Regions from separate parts of the Homo sapiens genome. Here regions 1 and 3 are each linked to region 2. A link is an interaction called in ENCODE POLR2A ChIA-PET data of the cell type or tissue named here. Cell type or tissue: MCF 10A. All regions are shown on one strand. Region 1 overlaps FRMD6-AS2 (FRMD6 antisense RNA 2). Region 2 holds the start of LOC124900595 (a long non-coding RNA gene). Region 3 overlaps FRMD6-AS2 (FRMD6 antisense RNA 2).

What was found. ChIA-PET counts read pairs that join two places held together with the same protein. Peaks named below come from ENCODE experiments on the same cell type or tissue, not always from the same donor. Only the 100,000 strongest peaks of a DNase experiment are listed, where the experiment ranks them.
Region 1: POLR2A ChIA-PET joins it to region 2 with 8 read pairs; 2 of 35 experiments call an interaction of 5 or more read pairs at or near these places.
Region 3: POLR2A ChIA-PET joins it to region 2 with 5 read pairs; 3 of 35 experiments call an interaction of 5 or more read pairs at or near these places.

Annotation. Positions count from the first base shown.
Region 1 is chr14:51,543,052-51,548,051 of GRCh38, forward strand. All of the region lies in intron 2 of FRMD6-AS2 (FRMD6 antisense RNA 2), which reads right to left. It also overlaps a transcript of FRMD6 not described here. Among named protein-coding and RNA genes, the nearest start is that of FRMD6-AS2, 54 kb to the right of the region's middle. In MCF 10A, no CTCF peak of the experiment used is centred here; a DNase peak (open chromatin) is centred at 4,380.
Region 2 is chr14:51,339,470-51,344,469 of GRCh38, forward strand. The region is part of intron 1 of LINC00640 (long intergenic non-protein coding RNA 640); the gene reads left to right. It overlaps LOC124900595 (a long non-coding RNA gene), which reads right to left and starts at 643. Exons shown (of 3, transcript XR_943854.3): 1 at 562-643. LOC105370495 (a long non-coding RNA gene) reads right to left here. Exons shown (of 3, transcript XR_007064165.1): 3 at 648-766. In MCF 10A, no CTCF peak of the experiment used is centred here; a DNase peak (open chromatin) is centred at 2,902.
Region 3 is chr14:51,531,104-51,536,103 of GRCh38, forward strand. All of the region lies in intron 2 of FRMD6-AS2 (FRMD6 antisense RNA 2), which reads right to left. It also overlaps a transcript of FRMD6 not described here. Among named protein-coding and RNA genes, the nearest start is that of FRMD6-AS2, 66 kb to the right of the region's middle. RefSeq lists enhancers at 3,089-4,288, 3,548-3,842. In MCF 10A, no CTCF peak of the experiment used is centred here; DNase peaks (open chromatin) are centred at 2,308 and 2,958.

The DNA of each region.
Region 1 (5,000 bases), 200 kb after region 2:
TTGATAGTATCCTTTGATGAACAAAAGTTTTTACTTTTGACAAAGTCTAATTTATCTGTTTTTTATTGCTTGCAGAAAGGCACCCAAGTTGATTATGATTTTTATGACCATGATTATAGCAGTAAAACAACTAATCTTGCACTGACAGTATTACCAAGATCCTATCTGTTGAGGATAGTATATTTCTGATAGCTAGATTTGCTTTAGGTGTATATATGTAAGAGTATCAAAAATTATGCCCATTCATTTACCTGTGTCTTTTTCAATTAAAAGATACTTTTTATTAGCATAAGTATTTCCCTTTAATTTTGATTATAAATAAATTTCATGCCTTATTTAGAAGGGTTAAAGAAAAATAAAAAACAAAACTGCTAAGTAGAAATTGTTTAGCTATCATGACTTACCTGTTATAGTTTCATTGGTCTAAGCATTTACTTTTATATAATCTGTTTGCATTTCACATTTACTTTGCTCATCAAAAATTTATTGAGCATCTACCACATGCTTGATAATATGCCAAGCACCAAAGATAGGAAGATAAAAAGACCTGATCTCTGTACTCATGGTTTTCACCATCTTGCAGGACACAAGAACATAGATGCTGAAAAGATTATACTACACAGGAGATTTCTATAGGAGAATGAGACTAAAGTGCTGTGAGATCACAAAAGAAAGAATTGCGAACTGTATTCTTTTGGTGATGGGAACTCAAAAGAATTATTTTGGGCAAGGGAGTTCCATGAACTCATTTAATTTTTTTGAAATGTAATTCTGGCAGCAATGTAAGCGTGGACCGAACTAGAATAGACCAAAATCAGGCAGTGAAGTCAGTAAGAATGGGTACTTTGGAAATGAATTCGCACCATACTCTTGTTCAGCCCTTAGAATTGTTCTAAAATGTTTTAGATATTGCTGTGACGTAGGTTTCTTGAACTCTTATTGGGGAAAGTTTCAAACATATAAAAAATTCTTTCATGTACCATCAGCACAGCTTCAACAGTTATCAAAAACATGCCCAGTCTCATTTCACTGATTGTCCCCCATAGCCCCCTTCCCAGGTATTTTGAAGCAAATCTCAGACATTATATTATTTCATCTGTGAAGATTTTTATGTAACTCCAACAGATAAGAACGCTTAAAAAATATCTCAATAATATTATCCTACCTAAATAAAGTTAATAATACTTTATTAATGGAATGAGGTTTTTAAAACTTAAGGATTTATGTAAATATTCACATATAAAATTCTGTATTATTTCTTATGGAGAATTTTTTTCCTTAATACCTTTGGTAAGGGATGCAGGAGTGATTGAGTTTCTTAAAAACTAAAATCGTTCTTCTTCAAATACATACAAAATATACAGTTCTCAGAGCCACATCAGTTATTAGCTCTTTTATTACATGTGTATAATAGGGAAGTTTCTACTTTGTTATATACTCATAGTTTGAAAACAATATGTATAAGTTGAGCTGTTGAGGAATTTTCCTTTGAGATTTTTTTTTACTCAATAATAATTCCTCACGTTTGTGTCATGCCTTGAATTCTCCAAAGTGCTTTCATGTCTATTATCTAGTGAACTCTGAGAGTTCTGCTGTGCAAAGACGTCTATTATCTACTGTTTACAGTTTTTTTTTTAATCAATTTTACTTTGTTGCGGCTTTTGGGCTTGGAATGAAATAATAAACAATATATGCAAAATCCTCTACTTGCGAGCCAAGAGAGACTTTGTAGTCAAGCCTGCATAAGGATGAAAGGAAATTAGTGTAACATCTCATCAGTTATAATTTACTTAATCTTCTGTAGTATGGGAATATTTGGCATTTATACACACACACACTACACACACGTGTATAAGGATTTTAAATCCATAATTACAACTCAGTATTTTCCATGGGCTCAAAACCCACCTATAAATTTCCCGAACCATTTGGAAAGGGTTGTATTAATAGTAAGATTAAGAAACATGGCAACACATGAATTAGGAAGGGTTTGGGGCTGAAACATTCCAAGAGATCACTCATAATTGATGCCCCATCCTTTTTATCATTCTTTAATTTTTGTTAACGTGCCCAGACATGCACTAGACACAGTTATCTTCAAAACATTCTGTAGTAGAATAGCTTGGTGTCTGTTAACCGAAGACATGATACAAGCATCATATTTAATATCAACTTTTGCTGTTCACCCATAAAATACAGAACATTGAAGCACTCTTTTTAAACACAGCAAAAATCTGCCCCATGATTAGAAAGGAGTACAGAGGTTGACACTCCACTCTGTACTCCAGAGGTGTGCTCTGGAGTAGTACAAACGGGTTTACAAACTGCTAGAGTTAAGGAAGCTGCATGATCTGTCTTCCGATTTAGTTTCCTGCAGTGGTGGACTGGAGTCTATTTTACCTGATCCAAAGAGCTGATGTTAAATATGCAAGAATTTTGCAAACTAGTATTTAAACTGTCAGTTGCTTGAAATCAGCCAGGGTGGGAGTATTTACACCACAAAAATGAGTCAACTGTCAATCTGGCTTCCCTCTCATCCCCCAGAGCCATTTTACCAGCACACCACTGCCTCCCGGGTAAGTTTAAGGATAAAATGAGTTAGTTTATGTAAAGCGCTTTTCATAGAGCTCCCCATAGACAAAGCATTCAGTAAATGCTAGCTACCATTATTGTTATTATTATTTGCCATTGAAAATAAATGCAGCCAACTCTCAACTGTTTATCAAATTGATAAATCATCTATGTCCTATGTTTGTTTGCTTTTGTCCCTATTTGACAATTTTACTAGCAGCATACAAGGGAATATGTTCGGGCATAGGAAAAAAAAGCAGTGAAATCCTAATCAATCCATGGTAGTGCTTATTATTATAGCATTGTGATCTTGACAAAATATTTGCTGAGAGAGAAAGAATTAAAGTTGAAAAAAATGAAAATGGGATTATATCTAAATTTAAAATATTCACTCTATTTTTGTCTTCCTTAAAACAGCTCATCGAAATTCCATTATAAATAGAAAATGATAAAATAATAATTTTGAACAATTGTAGAAAAATATGACAAGTCTGTATTTCAGTGATAAATCATAGAATTCCTGACACACATTATCTTAGGCCAAAAAGGGAATTATTGGTTCTTGTAAATCTCAAAGGTAAAAATCAAAGGATAGGTCTGTGTTTGAACACACCTTGATGCAGGATCACATTAGGCCATGAGTGCTCGGTTTCTCTGGCTTCTATTAGATTATTGCTATTTCCAGTCTCCACGTGGCAGCCTCAGCAGCTCCAAACTCTGCCTTTAAAGTGGAATGCTCTTCCCAAAATCATGTCTCTCAGGAAAGAGAAACTCTTTTTTTTTTCTTTTTTTAAATAGTTCCTGTAAAATTCCTGAAGTTTATTTTGATTGATCTGGCTTTGGCCACACATCTGATGCCAGTTTGGGAGAATATCTAATGGGGTAAAGGTAATTTATTTAAAAAAAAAAACTGTAAGAGTATATCTAACAGGGTAAAGGTAATTTGTTCCCCCTCCCCATCAAAAAAAAAAAAAAAAAAAAAAACCTGTGGTGTTATTACACTAAGATAAAATGGATGTCATGCAACCAAAATACAATTGTCTACTCCAAATTATCTTCATTGTAATTGAATTCATGTTGATGGCAACTCATGTATACATGTAGAGCTAGCACACTGCTTTCTCTTGGAACACAGTTCTGATAATAACCTTCTCAGATCAAGTTTCAGCCCAGGGCACTTCTGAAGCCATTAAAGACCCTAGTCATAAAGAGGCAAAAATAGAGATAGTATCACTACAGGAACTAATTTGAGAAACCCGGGTAAAAGAGTGTTTTAAAAAGCAAATGCTAGCCAAAAAATAATTTATAACACCTCCTGCCAGGCAAAGTTCAAGTTTCAGCTAATAGGAGAATATTCCTGGTATGATCTCGGTGCCTTCCTTAACCAAGAATTAGAGCCCCATGGTACAATGACCTTAGAAATTTTGAAAGCAGTAGCACCAGGAAAAGTGAGAGGTCAAAACTCTGTGTGTTCTGTAATGGACACAAACCTGTTGGCATTTAAAAATTCCACAGTGTTTTGCTGTCAAATTTGTTTTAGAATTTCATTTCAGGAAAGTAAGTTCTAACTCTAATGTTATGGAGAAGTTTAAATATTTATACCAGAAAAAATAAAAAGCACAAAACCCTCTACCCTAGAGTCTCAACCATTGACAAGTTACATAATTCTAACGAGTGTAAAGTATCAAGCTCTGTACATCTTGCTCTCTGCTGGGAAGGTGATGCTTCTGTTTCTCTTGGCTGTAAGTTTGTTTGGCCTGAGCTGGATGTCAGCCTGATTCCTAACCCTCCTCATGGAGTCACAGGCTGTAATGCATGAGTCACAGAGGTTAAAATGCAGCCTTTTCTGGTTTATATTGTATGTGGATTCTGTAATAGTCTTGGAATAGTGTTCTGTGATTCATATCCTAGTCTGGTATGCCTTAGCCAAATGCATCTCCTGGTCTGGTGATGTATATTGAGAGCCCTACGACGCTTATTGAGTATGGAGTGATTTAAGGAAACCATTTTTCTATCCCCTGGGAACTTTCTTTCTTATAATATCCCACCCAAATGTGATTTGTTTAAAACATTGTGATGCTCACCTTTATCTTCACCATTAAATATGTCATACTAAATAATCTTGTGGCCATACCAAGGAAACACCAAATATAAGAAGAGCATTTATTTTACAAAAAAGAGGAGACACATCTGTAAGTATTTTGGAGGGTGAGCATATTTCCCGAAGATCTTGAGATTGGATGTTGGCACCCTGTGTGGCCCTGAAAAAAAAAAAAAAAACTATCTTGGGTCTTTTGTAATTGAACTAGAAACTGTACCAACCCAGAGTTTATAAACAGTATCATATAACATTCATTTTGAAATATACAGAAATGTTAATGAGGTGATGGATGTGAAATCAGCTTTTACTAAGAAATACAATGTGTGCC
Region 2 (5,000 bases):
CGCACTGGCCCAAGCCATCTTCATCTCTCGGTTGGATGATTTCAGGAGCCCCCTGAGGGGTCTTTGCCTGGATTCCATCCTGGTCCCATGACAGTTTATACTCAACAAAGTAACCAGATAATGTTATGGATCTGCTCAAACCCTCAAAGGCATTGCAATGTCACTGCCAGTAAGTGTCTCTATCTCCCACTGCTGCCTCTATCCCACACCCCTCTGGCCCTTATCCACTCTGCTCCGGCCACACAGGTGTCCAGCTTCCTCTCCCTTTGGAACTTTGCTTTGCTGTGTCCTGACCTGATAGGTTCTGTCCCCAGATGCCTGCCTATCTTGTTCCCTCCTTGCTTAAGGTTCCTGTTCAAATTCCATCTTACCTGTGAAACTCTCTACATAGTCTTTATAAAGAGCAGTCTCTCTACCCAATACTCCTTTCCCTGCAATCTTACCTATTTTAATTTTTCTGCATCTTGCTTTTTCTGTGTGGCATGTATATTCATTTCCTAGGGCTGCCATAACCAAGTACCACAAACTGGGTGGCCTCAAACAACAGAAATTTATTCTCACCTTGTTCTGGAGGTCAGAAGTCCGGAATCAAAATGTCGGCAGTGTTGGTTCCTTCTGAGGGTTCAGAGGGAGAATGTGTTCCACGCCTGTCTCCTAGCTTCTTATAAATGGCTGGCAAACCTTGGCATTCCATAGCTTGTGGATGTATCACTCCAGTCTCTGCCTCCATCTTCACATGGCCATCTTCCCCCTGTGTCTCTCTCTTCTTATAAGAACACCAGCCATATTGAAGTAAAAGCCTATTCTACTCTATTATGACCAATTTAATGTAACTATTTACATCTGCAATGATCTTATTTCCAAATAAGTTTACATTCTGAGATCCTGGGGGTTGGACTTTAACACATCATTTTTGGAGGACCCATTCAACCCGTAACAGCATACAAAGTACTTACTAGTTGATTTCTTTAGTACCTGTCTTTACCCACAAAAACATAAGCTATTTCTGTTCACTGATGTATCCTCCATGACTAAAATACTTGGTACAGAGTAAGCATTCAGTAAATACTTTTTAAATGAATGAATAACTATGGAAATCCCATTTTCTAATCTTTTCTAAACACCTTGCTAATGTAAATACTGGTATAGTGAAAGTTTTTATGCATAATTATTCACCTACATCTTGGATTGTTTCTTTGGGATATGTTCCCAGAGATAGATTCAACTCAATCTACTACCCCTTATCCTAGTGCTGGCCTGTGCTGCATGAATAGGGAAATCCTATTCATTCAGATGTTGCTCAAATGGAATTTGTGGTGACTTGAAGGAAAGGGTGACCTGGTTCATCTTTGCTGTTTGTTAAGCAAATTAAGGGTGGAGTCAAAGTTTTAGTGGGCAGTAACTCAAATCCTAAAGATTATATGTGGTTATATAACCTTTTTTCCTATTTAAGAATTGGTTTGCCTTTTCCCCAAGTTTTTGCGTAACTTCATAGTTATATTTAATGGCCAGTATTAGAAAATCTTATTTCACAATCTGTTATTATTGGGCATTTAGTTTCTTTCTGATTTGGGGGTATTATAAATAATGTTGTAACGTCTATTTTCAAACATATATTTTTCCCCTCACATCAGTATTTTCTCTTTAGTGTAAATTCTTAAGAATCAAAGACTCTCAAAATGCCCAAGCGATTAAATATCTTTATGGTGTTTGATATATTTACTTCTTTCATTTGAATCACATGGGCCGAAGGGTATATCCGTACATTTTTTAAAACACATTTTACTTACACATTCATCTTTTAAGAAAAATGGCCCAACTCTTTTTGCCAGTATTGTTATAATCATTAGTTGGTTCATGTTCATTCTTTCTTAGGGAGTGGAGCTTCCTGTTAAGTGGGTACCACCTGCAGGACCTGGGCCAGGCTCAAAGCTGAAAGCAACTCTGTGTGGACTGCCTATAAGGGAGCCAATCACCCTTGGGAGGTTGGCAGAGACTGTGCCCATTAAATCCCTCCATACCATGCAGTGCTAAATGGCCCAATCAAATCCTCTATTTAGAAGAATATATATCAGATGATTAAAGAGAAAGCTGATGACTCAGCTTTAGGCTGTTGTTTTTTCTGGAGCAATAGTGAGCAAATATCACTGGTTGTTTACGATACTGGCTGCACATTTTAATGGGTAAACCAATGTCCCTGAATACCTACACCGCTGATCAATAATGCCTCCTTTTGCTGGCCTTTCCCATGGTTCTTTGAAATAAACTTTTATGTTGGTTAACAATTTGTGCATATTACTTCCTTGTAACCCTGAAGGAATGGCTAGTAGAGCCAGTACAATAGTGCTTTACAGAAGGGAGTACCCCCTGATAATCCTGCCAGTGGTAATGCCTATAAGCAGCTGGGTCCCAAATTCACCAATTCCGAGAGTTGTCACTAAAACCTTTTTTTTTGGGCAGGGGGATCAGGTTCAACATGGTGTTGATTTTTTTTTTGGTTATTAGTTAGAAAAATTGAGTACTTAAATGGTCCTTACTTATTTTAAGCCAAGTTCACTAATAGAGAAACTGGCCTCTGGAAAATTGGCCTTTAGTGTTGACTGCTAAGTAATGTTCTTCATTTACTGGGGGAATTCATCTAATATTGACTTCAAATTATTCAACAATGAAATCATAGATTTACTGTAGACACAATAGTCCTCAAGCTTACAGAATTTGGGAGCCCCTATTGTCTACTTGAAACTATCATTTTGTTTCTGTCATTCGCATATGTACAAGTCATGGCTAACTTGATTGCTTTGGTGTTTTCCCAGGTAATATTGACTCCAATCCAGAAGACAGTCATCAGTTAAGTAAATAAAACAGGAACAGAACATTGGTACTTACAGTAGGCATGATTTTAAGATAAACCCCAATGAGTCATATCCTTGTATAATCTCCTCCCCTTGAGTGTTGTTGGAGCTAATGAGTTGCATTTAGTGAACAGAATATGGCAAAGATGGTGGGATCGTCACTTCCGTGGTTATGTTATTGCTATGTAAACTGCCATTATAGCAGACTGGAAGGATTGATTCTCCTTTTGGCCATGACGTAGTGAGGTACCATGTGACAAGAAACTGCAGGCAGCCTCCTGAGTCTGAGAGTGGCCCCTGGCTGACAGCTAGCAAGAAAACAGGGACCTCAGTCCTCCAGCTTCAAGGAAGTGAACTCTCTGAAATCACATACACATGGAAGAGGACCCCAAACTCCAGACTCCAGAAAAGAATGTAGCTGTGTCGACACCTAGATCACAGCCTTGTGAGACCCTGAGCAGGGGACCCAGTTAGGCTGTGCCTCAACTCCTGACCTATAGAAACTGAGATGATAAATGGGTGTTGTTTTAAGCCACTAAACTGGGATGTGTTATGAAATGACAGAAATTTAATACAGTCTCCGTATTCAGGGTGGAGTGTAAGGGAGTGTGTTTAAATCTCAGCTTTGCTACTTATTAGATGTACAACCATGGCAAATTACTTAACCCCTCTGAATCTGTTACCTTTATGGTAAAATAGGAACAAAAATTATACCTATTTCAGGATGATGAAGAGGGAATGAAATGGTACACGCTGAGTCACTTAACGTGGTACCTGACACATAGTAACTTCTCAATGCATGTTTTTCATTGTCATCAGAGGTTGGACATTTTAAATTCCATAATCCTAAATGTTTTTTTCATTATTTTTTTCCATGTTGCTCATGTTTTGAAGATTTTCATTTATCATATTACCTGATTTTATTTATTAAGTAATCATTCATTTTCATTTCCTCATCTATTTTTTTTCTTTTCTTTTTTTGAGATGGAATCTCGCTTTGTCACCCAGGCTGGAGTGCAGTGGCGCAATCTTGGCTCCTGAGTATCTGAGAATACAGGCGCGCGCCACCACGCCCAGATAAATTTTTTGTATTTTTTTAGTAGAGACAGGGTTTCACCATGTTACCCCGGCTGGTCTCGAACTCTTGACCTCAAGTGATCCACCTGCCTTGGCCTCCCAAAGTGCTGGGATTACAGGCGTGAGCCACCACACCCAGCCCTCCCCATCTATTTCTAATTCATGACCTACATACAGCTTCTGATTAGCTTGGGGTATTCTTAATAGATTAATTATAATTAATGTAGTTTGGCTAAAAGCAGACATTTAGTGTTATAGTTAGTAGAATTTCCCTTAACTTTTGAAATATAAGAAATGAATTGTTGAACTTTGCCAGATTAACATTTGGAACCACAGTATTAGCTGATTGATGGTAAATAGGCATTGGGTGACTTTCTGCAGCTAAGCAAGGCAATCATGATTTGCCTTTATATGCCAGCATATTTGCTCAGGTATTGCTGGATGGGTGAGAATGGCTGAAAAGAAAATTGTTAGTTCAAGTGAAGGAAGGAAGTGCCCAGAAAGAAAAAGAAGATAAAATATTAACATTATTTAGGTACTTAATGGCTGGGAATTAACTTATGAATCACAAAAGTTTTAGGAATTGTTGTGCAATGTCAGTATTTAAATTATGGTAAAATGAATAAGTATGCTTCATTTATGTTGTGTTTATAGTAAAATGCTCTTATTTTGTAATTTATTTTGTGTATAATAAAATAAGAGCATTTTAATCTATAATTATAATATTTGAAGTATGATTGCTACTCTTTCTTTAGTGCTTTATTTCCTCTTTGAATATTATCTAAAATACTGCATTATATTATGTTATTAATATCAAGGCCTAATGTATTCAGTTTCTAGATGAACGATTTTCAAGTTGATTACAGACTTGATAGGGAATTATATTTATTTAATAGAAGTCTCTTTTGTACAATCTTAGCTAAAATTCTGAGAAACAAGAAAAAGCTATGTTATAAGGAACTAGTTCATCTGCTGTAAAAGTACACTGACATTTTAAAGTGCAAAAAACCAAAATACAGCTTAAGAAGTATGTCTGAAAAGTTAATGTTAAATAAATTAGATTTTCCAGGT
Region 3 (5,000 bases), 190 kb after region 2:
GGTAGAGCCTTCATGACCTCACCTCCTTCTTTTAGGCCCTACCTCCCAACACTGTTGCATTGGAGATTAAGTTTCCAACACATGCTTGTTAGGGGACACATTTAAATCCTAGCAGTGATTAAGGTTATCACCAGTAATAAGATATATCAACATCATGTACCCCTTGATAATGATGTGCTTAGAAAGGCACATTACTTCTGAAATATTCTTGCATAAAATGAATAACTTTAACATAATCACGAGAAAATGTCAAACAAGCCAAAATTGAGGGATAAGCAACAAGATAACTGACCATTATTTTCAAAAGTATCAAGGTCCTGAAAGACTAGGACATATTGAGGTATTATTATCACAGCCACAAGGAGAAATGACAACTAAATGCAATTTGGGACCCTGATAATCTGAATAAAGTCTGCAATTTGGTTAATAGTACGGTGCCAATGTTTATTAGTTTTGATCATTATCACTTAACTGTGGGTCTAACATACTTCAAAAGAAAAATGTGTTGTATCTACAGCCATTACATAATGAATAGCACAAAAAATTGAGGAAATATTCTTCCCGTACTCAACAACTATTATCAAGTTCAGTTTGACAAAAAATTTTCTCATGTTATTGTGGAACAGGTGAAGTTCTTTCATGGTCTTTGCTGTTTTACTTTTGCTTTACTCATTAACATAAATGAAAATGCCAATCAATATTCATATCAGAAATACATTCATTTGTCAATTGCAGCCATAAGTTGGCTATGGATATGAGACTGGCAAAAATCAACAAAAGCACTCTCTGAGTATCAGTTAATTTTTATTGCTTGTATTAGCATTTGTATATGTGCTATCCATCTATTATATCAGTAAAATTTATAATAAACATATACTTCTTTTCCAGGGAGTCAGTTGTTAAACATTTACCACCACATCGCTGAATATCTGTCAAAATTATTCATCTTTTCTTCTCTGGGGCTTTTTAAAAGAAATTATTGGGGCCAGGCGTGGTGGCTCACGCCTATAATCCCAGTACTTTGGGAGGCCGAGGTGGGCGGATCACGAGGTCAGAAGATCGAGACCATCCTGGCTAACATGGTGAAACCCCGTTTCTACTAAAAATACACAAAAATTAGCCTGGCGTGGTGGCGGGCACCTGTAGTCCCAGCTACTCGGGAGGATGAGCCAGGAGAATGGCGTGAACCCAGGAGGTGGAGCTTGCAGTGAGCTGAGATAGCACCACTGCACTATAGCCTGGGTGACAGAGCGAGACTCCATCTCAAAAAAAAAAAAAAAAAAAGAAATTATTAAATATGCATTTTTCATATTCTGGGATTGTGTCTAGGAATCATCTTGTGATTTTGCTGACAACAATTATATTCATTCAGATTGAAGAGAAAATGAATAAAATATATTGTGCCCACCCCAGGGTCCATGATACCTCACTGATCACCTGCTACTGATTATATTAGCAGTCATATGTCTTTGAGCCAATTTTCCACCCAGGTGGAAGTGTTAACACAAAACATGACTTAAATTAGTAAAAATTTTGTTTTGTGTGCTTATTTCATAATTTCCTGAGTCTGAAGACGTCCTTCCTATATAAACAACCACCTACATTGACTGAAACTCTTGAGGACAGAGTTTGTACTTAGTTCTGTCATTATTTTCAGAATCATTTTTCTCTTTTTGCATTACAAGCTTCAGATCTGGCCCACAAACTGACCTTCTCAACAGTAATAGTAGTAAGGAGACAGAGCTCAGTCCTAAGTTATCCTAAAGCTCATTCAACCCCATTTTGTAAATCTTTGTCAACCCAGTGCTCAGCACATGGCCTGGCACTTAGTGGAATGTCAGTGAATGTTGTCAATGTCATCCAGCCCTTTGAGGGCTGCAATACTGCTATTAGCTCACTCTGAATAATGTATCTTTAGAACAGTCCAGAAAATGTTATGTCCTACAACCAATAATGGTCTCTGCCTCCTCCATGTCTTGCCAAGTGCTTAGGTCACATACCTTTTGCAGCTCTCTTGATTTTACCTAAGTGTAGCCCAATGACAAAGAGAGGACCATTCAGAGGAATTACAATGCCAGATGAACAAAGCCAAGACCTACTTAGGTTTTTGCTGGGCTTCGAGGAGTCTGGGTTTTTTTCTGGGGTGGGGCAGGCTGATGGTAGGGAACTGCTCTGCTAGAGAGGCTTTGGCAATTACTCAGAGATGTTTACAAGGATTTATTTCTTAGAGTGGTTTGATTTCCAGAAAAATTGCCTTTAAAAAAAGCTGGATAAAACAGGTTCCACATTACACTTGTATGAGTTGTCCTGAATGGCATAAATTATTTTTCCTGAGGCTATTAGCTCAGAGTCTGAGCAACACACTGGTGTTTTTACAGGAGTCTAATGCATAGAGATTACGGCTGACTCTCCATTTTATATAATTCCTGACCTAGTACTGAGTCTCACCAAATGTTGATGATCTTCAACTCATTCAGCAACTGGGAAATAATCACATTCAGACATTTCTACCAGGCTTGTCATAGCTACTAATGCCATCCTTTAAAAAGGAAATACCTTCTGAACCCTATCAATAAATGTAAAAAAGAAATACCCTTCTGAACCCTATCAATAAATGTCGTGGTCTCAAGATGACATTGCCAGGCCCTTAGACCCAGGTTTCCTGTTTCCTCCTAGGATGCCACCCCTGTTCCACTTTCAGAGAGCGTCTCTGGGTCTTGGCTGAGGTTGTGCCTAGTGAGTTCTTGTCACTGCACACTGACAATAACTCCCCTCACTTGCAGTTTTCCTGGTGGGCTACTTTCTTCAATGTGGATCCTTTTATCTCTTTCAATTATAGTAAGACCAATAGGAAGAAAGTCTTTTGGGGAACAGCAGAATTGCAGCTTCTAGGTGGGTGGGGAAAGGACCTAATTCACAGCCTTGGGTTGACTGGTTGTTGCATGTGCCTGGGCAGCTCTGCCAGTGCCTTGCACAACCAAGGAGTCAAGTCTATGGAGGGTGGGGGTACACAGGGAACTCACCCTGCTCCTGTCTGCCTGTAGGGACAGCCATCCACATAGTTCAAACGGCTGTAGATCTCAATTCATTCTAAAGTCTACTAACTGGTTATGTTTTCTCGAACCACATGCTTAAACCAACTTCTTCCACATAAGCAGCTTTTACCCATATAATATCACTATTACAGGGAGGAAAGATTTTGTCACTCTACCCATGGTAATGTGTGATGTAGTCACCAGTCCTCAAAGCTTAATTACAACAGTGCTGCATGATTGGAGATTGAGTTGTTTCTTATGATGGTTGATTTTTTTATTGGACAAGGGCTTAGAGCCTAGCTATAGGAAGTTGTTTCTTTTGGATACAATCCTAGAAGTTTTCCTTTTAAAACATTCTTTCTACCTTTCCTATTTTCAATACCTATCAGGTCTATGTAAATATCACCGTCTCTCTCTTCTTTGCCCAGACAGCTGTCACACTATTTAGCTTTTCCTTCTATAACATTCTACTTAAAGAGGTTGCCAGTGTCACTTTCCCTCCTCTAAAACTGGGGATTAAAATTCCCAGCCTTCCAGAACAGGTAAATAATTGCTTTGTCATGAGAAAAATCAATATCTGCTACCACAGGAAGTCGGGCAGGAAGCAGTTGGACAAAGGCCTGCACTTCAGCTGTGCAGCAGAGTCATTTGTGTGACCCCAAAGGTTATGCTTTCCTGCTTGTTTTACAAAAAGCTGATGAGCCAGGCAGAGGAACCAGAGTCCAGATAGGACTAGAAGTATGTGCCAGGTACTCTCCAGTGGAGAACGCAGGGCCCCGGGGCAGCCGCTCAATTAGATGTATTGTTGACCCAAGGTGAGATTCAAGAGGAGATAAAGACTTTCAGGGAAAGGGAAGAGCAGTGAGCAGTTCACCCACATTCCCCACCAAAAGTGAACTACTCAGATATTTTGCAGTTTTCTCTTCTAATGCTCAGGGAGCTACAAGGACATTTTGAGCCTATTCAGTCATCTTTTGATTGAAATCAGGGAAACTCAGTACTCTCATGGCTTCCAGGGTCCTCAAACCTTTCTAGCCCCACTTAAAAAAAATAGCTTATTGAAATATAATTTACACACATAAAATTTGTCCCTTTAAAGTATATAATACAGTGGTTTTTAAAATATATTCACAGTACGTACAACCATCACACAATCAATTTTAGAACACTTTTACCACCTCAAAAAGAAACCCTATACTGTTTACCAATCATAATCCTATTCTCCCCTCACCCCATCCCTAAACAACCAATAATCTATTTTCTGCTCTATAGATTTGCCTATTCTGGACATTTCTACTTTCTATCTCCACAGATTTGCCTATTATGGACATGGAATATGTATAGTCTTTTGAGACTGGCTTCTTTCACTTGGCAAAATATTTTCAAGGATTATCCATGTTGTGGCATATATTAGCACTGTGTTCCTTTTTATGGCCAAATAATATTCCACGATGTGGATATACCACATTTTGTTGATCCATTCACCAGGTGATGCACATTTGGGTTGTTTCCATTGTTTGGTTACTATGAGTAACGTTGCTATAAACATTCATGCACATATCTTTGTGTGGATACATGTTTTTAATTCTCTTGGAGTGAAATTGCTGGGTTATATGTTTTGAAACACTGACAAACTTTCCCAAAGTGGCTGCTCCACCTAACAATCCCACCAGCAAGGTATGAGGGTTCCAATTTATCCACATCCTTGTCTACACTTATTATTGTCTGATTTTTTTATTTTAAGCTTTCCTGGTGGATATGAAGTGGGTCTGATTTGTGTTTCTTTTGTGAATAATGATGTTGATCATCTTATCATGTGTTTATTGACCTTATCATTAAACACATCTTGTCATCTGTTTATTCTCCTATGGTAAAATGTCTATGCAAATCCTTGCCCATATATATATTATATTATATTGCATTATATTATATATATATTTTATATATATATATATATATAGAGAG